2 separate regions of the Homo sapiens genome follow, and region 2 is linked to region 1. The links are chromatin contacts, found by Hi-C or POLR2A ChIA-PET in ENCODE. All regions are on one chromosome and are shown on one strand. Each heading gives the region's core, a stretch centred on a gene start or an enhancer-like site at or near the end of the contact. The rest is flanking DNA. Distances are from core to core; before and after follow the strand shown.

Region 1 (2,899 bases), core at 272-2,771:
AAAACACCAAAACCAATGGCAACCAAAGGCAAAATTGACAAATGGGATCTAATTAAACTAAAGAGCTTCTGCACAGCAAAAGAAACTACCATCAGAGTGAACAGGCAACCTACAAAATGGGAGAAAATTTTCGCAACCTACTCATCTGACAAAGGGCTAATATCCAGAATCTACAATGAACTCAAACAAATTTACAAGAAAAAAACAACCCCATCAACAAGTGGGTGAAGGATATGAACAGACACTTCTCAAAAGAAGACATTTATGCAGCCAAAAAACACATGAAAAAATGCTCATCATCACTGGCCATCAGAGAAATGCAAATCAAAACCACAATGAGATACCATCTCACACCAGTTAGAATGGCGATCATTCAAAAGTCAGGAAACAACAGGTGCTGGAGAGGATGTGGAGAAATAAGAACACTTTTACACTGTTGGTAGGACTGTACACTAGTTCAACCATTGTGGAAGACAGTGTGGCGATTCCTCAGGGATCTAGAACTAGAAATACCATTTGACCCAGCCATCCCATTACTGGGTATATACCCAAAGGACTATAAATCATGCTGCTATAAAGACACACGCACGTGTATGTTTATTGCGGCATTATTCACAATAGCAAAGACTTGGAACCAACCCAAATGTCCAACAATGACAGATTGGATTAAGAAAATGTGGCACATATACACCATGGAATACTATGCAGCCATAAAAAACGATGAGTTCATGTCCTTTGTAGGGACATGGATGAAATTGGAAATCATCATTCTCAGTAAACTATCGCAAGAACAAAAAACCAAACACCGCATATTCTCACTCATAGGTGGGAACTGAACAATGAGAACACATGGACACAGGAAGGGGAACATCACACTCTGGGGACTGTTGTGGGGTGGGGGGAGGGGGAGGGATAGCATTGGGAGATATACCTAATGCTAGATGACGAGTTAGTGGGTGCAGCGCACCAGCATGGCACATGTATACATATGTAACTAACCTGCACACTGTGCACATGTACCCTAAAACTTAAAGTATAATAATAAAAAAGAAAAATTGCTTCAAATGAACAACAAAAAAAAAGAGGCTGTGAACAATGAATCTAAAACAATATTTTCTTTTGGGAAATGCCCGTTTTGGCAGGAATACATTTTGGCTCCGCTGTGCTGTGAATTCGGAGGAAAAGTAGGGAGGGCCGGAAAGCCCAGGGCTTCATGCAGAGTAGACATCAAGAACCCACCTGCTCTGGAGTCTTGGTGGGCAAGGGGAACGAACCTTCCAGTCCATTTCTACCGTCACCATAATTCCTGTGTCTGAATCTGAATCACCTTCTTCAAAAACTGGGGGCTGAGGTTGCCTCCACATGCTAACGCTGATTCAGGGCGGCAGCAGATGCTGGTGTTCTCAGTTCCTTCCTGCTTCCGCTTCCTGTTCAGGAACAGGGCCGCATTTTCCCATCCTCTTCGGCTGTAGGCGTGGTCACGTGACCAGGAGGGCGGGGCGCGCCTGCCTAGCATACGCTGGAGGACGGCGCCCTCACCCTGGCGGGAGGTGGATCCCCAGCGCGGTGCAGTTACATCGCAGACATGGGCTCGTCTATACGCTGCTGGACGGCCGGGGTCTGGGCTCCACAGCCGGGGGGCACCACCCTGGAGCTGGTGATAGGGGAGGGAATCGCCGCTCGGGCGCCCGGGCCTCGCGCGGAGCCTGCGTGCGCGGGAGTTCACGGGGCAAATCCTGCCCATCCTCCGCGCTCAGGCGTGGCTTCAAAAGCCTCGGGCCGGGTGGTGCAGCCCCAGCATAACCTGGCGCCCCGGTGGCTGCTGGAGTGGTTGGCTCAGAATGGAAGGAAACGGTGGGGTCTGCGTTACTCTGTGGTGATAAAAAAGAGAAGCGGCAGCTTAGCGCCAAGAATAAATGATGACCGCCGGAATCCCTGCCGTTAGGCGCAGGTCTTGGCATGAGAGCTGCAACAGGGCGGCCAGCTGGGCGCCAGGGGGCCTGGGCCGCCTGTCCGGTGCGGGTCCCCGAATATCCTGGGCTCTTCCGGGAAGTGCCGCTGCGGTGAGGCCAGAGCCTCCCGCTACGGAGGATGCGATGTGATGTGCTGTGCGTTGCTCTACTCAACGGAGCGCCATTCCCGTGGTTTCGCCTTGCTGCAGTTTCAGTAGATACCGGCTATTGATTTTGGTCTGAGACTCGCAGCCATGTGAACATTAGTGTTATTCTGGGTCAGGCCGTCTTCTAAGTGCTGTATGTTACCTCGTTATAGCGACCCTGTGAGGAGGGAACTGTTAGTAGCATTAGCAGTCTAGGAAAAGAAATCCATTTTGCCAGGCGCTTGTCCATCCGTCTGCGCACCTCCCCACCGTTCCATCCCAGGCGAGCAGTCTGTAACGTGGTGCAGTTTTGCCTGCGCTGCAGCCCATTCTTTCACCTCGCTTCATTTGGGTTTTACTTTGCCGTGTCATTGACAAGTTTTTCTATGCATTTGTTCCCATGTATGCATCACAGGTTATTAGCTGCGTCACCACGTGTTGAGACGCGCGAAGGGCTCTGTTACCTCTTCATGGTTTGAATTGTTACGTCACCCTGGCGTTCTTGAACAAAGAATTGGACAAAACACACAAAGCAAGGAAAGAAGGAAGCAACAAAAGCAGAGATTTGTTGAAAATGAAAGTACACCCACAAGGTGGGAGCAGCCCATGAGGCTGAAGGGCCCGGTGACACAATTTTCTGGGATTTAAATACCCTGTAGAGGTTTCCCATTGGTTACTTGGTGTACACCTTGTGTAAATGAAGTAGTGGACCATAATCAGTCTGATTGGTTGCAGGAGAGGACCAACCAGAGGCTGAAGCGAAGTTATAAAGCTATACCCTATGCAAACATCTGATTAGTT
Region 2 (2,700 bases), core at 152-2,651, 40 kb after region 1:
GATCTAAAAACATTTAGAAAGTACTTAAATAAATGGCAAAATATACTTTTTAACAAAAGAGACTGAAAGGCTAGAATTGTGACGGTGCCATAGCTTAAACAATGACCTAAGTTCAGTGGAACACACTCCCAAGCTGGCGCCCTGTGGCAGACTATGCCCCCCAGCCAAGCCTGGGACACCAAGTCACACCAGACAGCCACATCCTACCCGCTACGTGTACCTGATTACAGTAAGACACCCCGAAGAACCACTCCGACGTGCCCAGAAGTGTTCACACTTACTCTCCAGCCTAAATGATTCTCTAATCTACAGGGAGTGTATGCATGTTTTAGTTGGCAAGGCCAATAGTTTTTGTTTGCTTTTATAAATATAAATGTAATCCTCTTGCTGGTCATTAAAGGCATTTGGGTTGAGATACCTGCCAGAATTTCAGGCAGTGTGACAAAGAGAAATGAAAACCTCTTTGGAGACAATGCTAGTTACCGTTCCCCTGGAGGGTTTGGTACAGCACCACTTGACACCTAACCCTCTTTGTCAACTTCCTATGTAGTTGCTGGTTTGAAACTTCTGAATCTACACATTCTCTAAAGGTTTGATGTCTTTTTTGAAGTATCATCTATTTAATTGTAGCAAGGGGTTTGGGTGGGGCACATGCTTATAAATACCAGTCACTTATAAGTAAAACATTCCCTATGTTAATATTTCTAATAATTAATTTAAACGTGAATCAAAGCAATATTTAAAGGAAACAAATATTTTCTAGTTTAAAATCTCACTATTATCAATGACGGCTTAATGAAATCCTAACTTCACATTTGCTTTAGGGAAACTTTTAATTTTTTACTTCCTATCAGGTTCCCTACAGCCTGAACTTCCTGCTTAGGCTTAGAGCACACGTAGGTCATTTCAGCTATAGAAACTCGAGGTCTTCTCTGTAAGAAAGGACACTAAAGTCAACCTACATGGATTCCATAGGAAATCATGGCCCTCAGGTCAAAAGCTCTATCAACTTAAGAGACCACTACTCCCTCTTCAGCCTTAGACACCAAGGTTTTCATGTTTTTTAAAGGCAGATTTGCTAACCAGTCAAGGTCCTTTAAGATTTCTGAATCCTACAGCAGGGATAAGGTTGATTTTGGCACAGGACAACTGTTCTTAGGTGGCAAAAATTGAACAACAGCTCAGTAATGTTCCCTTTAACATAGGAACCAGTTCTTCCCACATCTTCTTAGCTGCAACCTTGTTGATCCTGAATTTCTTGAGTCATTACTGTGACTGAGGTGACCACCATGCCTACTCTACTTAAGAATCCTGTGTTCCACCTGGTTCGGTTCTACCAGGACCAATGTGAATTTGTATGCCTTGCTGCTGGCAGCCAAGCCAATCTTGTTTCTCACCTATCCTGTGCTCCTATTCTGAGCCAATGATCTCACCTGGGATCCATCCCTTTGGCTGGGAGATTATGTGCAACCACAAGGTTATGCTGAGGCATAAGAACCTAGTTGGCAACAAGTACCTAAGGGAGTTCAAGTATCAAGAAGCACAAAGTATTATAAACATATGTGCACATACATACACATATAGCTCAGGCAACGAAAATACCACATGAGTTCATCTTCTGTTTGTACTAACCACTGCTGAATGCCATAGCTGCCTCACAATGCTAAACAGGTCAGCTATCACGAGCTTGTTTCTGACTGCATGGAAGACAGAATGATCTCCTGAACGTTTTTCTTTCAAACTTAGCATAAAACAAATAGGCTATACACAACTGTATCTGCTATATTACAGTTTATTGACATAACTATAAACAATTTCTTTTTCTCAATTAGGAAAAAACTTATCTTTTTTATTAAACCTCAGTGTTGTTCTAAAATAAATATTTGAGGTACCTTTGATAATATATACATAAATATTTAATTTTTTTTTTTTTACATTTTCTAAAGTTTTATTGTTTCATTCTTACTGAAATTAAAACATTCTTTTTTTTTTCTCCTTATAAAGCCATTTTTTTTTATTATACTTTAAGTTTTAGGGTACATGTGCACATTGTGCAGGTTAGTTACATATGTATACATGTGCCATGCTGGTGCACTGCACCCACTAACTCGTCATCTAGCATTAGGTATATCTCCCAATGCTATCCCTCCCCCCTCCCCCCACCCCACAACAGTCCCCAGAGTGTGATATTCCCCTTCCTGTGTCCATGTGATCTCATTGTTCAATTCCCACCTATGAGTGAGAATATGCAGTGTTTGGTTTTTTGTTCTTGCGATAGTTTACTGAGAATGATGATTTCCAGTTTCATCCATGTCCCTACAAAGGACATGAACTCATCATTTTTTATGGCTGCATAGTATTCCATGGTGTAAAAAAAAAGATAATATATACATAAATATTTAAAAGACAAAATAAAAAGAATGCTAAGCAGATAAAGAAAACAGAATAGAGAGAGAGGAATGACAATACAAAACCATGAGTGAGAGTAATATAAAAATGAATGGCATGCAGTCCTAACCATTCTTTAGAAATAACATGAAAACTTTCTGGCAGACAAGGTCAAAGAGAAAATATAATGAACTGTACAATTCAATATAAAACATAAAAACAAACCAGTTGCACAAGAGAGGCCCTGGAAGTGATGGCAGACAGAAGGGCCTCAAGAAGAGGATGCTGCAGAAACGCCCCACAAGACCAGCA

Evidence for each region. Hi-C counts contacts between places; a loop is a spot of excess contacts on that map. ChIA-PET counts read pairs that join two places held with the same protein, here RNA polymerase II (POLR2A). Pooled maps may share reads with other maps.
Region 2: a pooled map shows a loop between it and region 1 (2.1-fold over the local background). The contact joins two enhancer-like sites. A Hi-C loop is called at or near these places in 3 of 50 pooled maps. POLR2A ChIA-PET finds 5 or more read pairs at or near these places in 2 of 52 experiments (activated CD4-positive, alpha-beta T cell and activated CD8-positive, alpha-beta memory T cell).

The regions. Positions count from the first base shown.
Region 1 is chr21:37,219,938-37,222,836 of GRCh38, reverse strand. DSCR9 (Down syndrome critical region 9) reads right to left here. Exons shown (of 3, transcript NR_026719.2): 3 at 1,101-2,599. Among named protein-coding and RNA genes, the nearest start is that of DSCR9, 13 kb to the right of the region's middle. RefSeq lists an enhancer at 1,798-1,947. Within about 2 kb of position 1,521, at least 38 of the 41 ENCODE cell types and tissues checked have a DNase peak (open chromatin) inside an H3K27ac peak, as active enhancers do.
Region 2 is chr21:37,180,077-37,182,776 of GRCh38, reverse strand. TTC3 (tetratricopeptide repeat domain 3) reads right to left here. Exons shown (of 46, transcript NM_001330683.2): 36 at 1-3. Among named protein-coding and RNA genes, the nearest start is that of TTC3-AS1, 12 kb to the left of the region's middle. Within about 2 kb of position 1,401, at least 2 of the 41 ENCODE cell types and tissues checked have a DNase peak (open chromatin) inside an H3K27ac peak, as active enhancers do.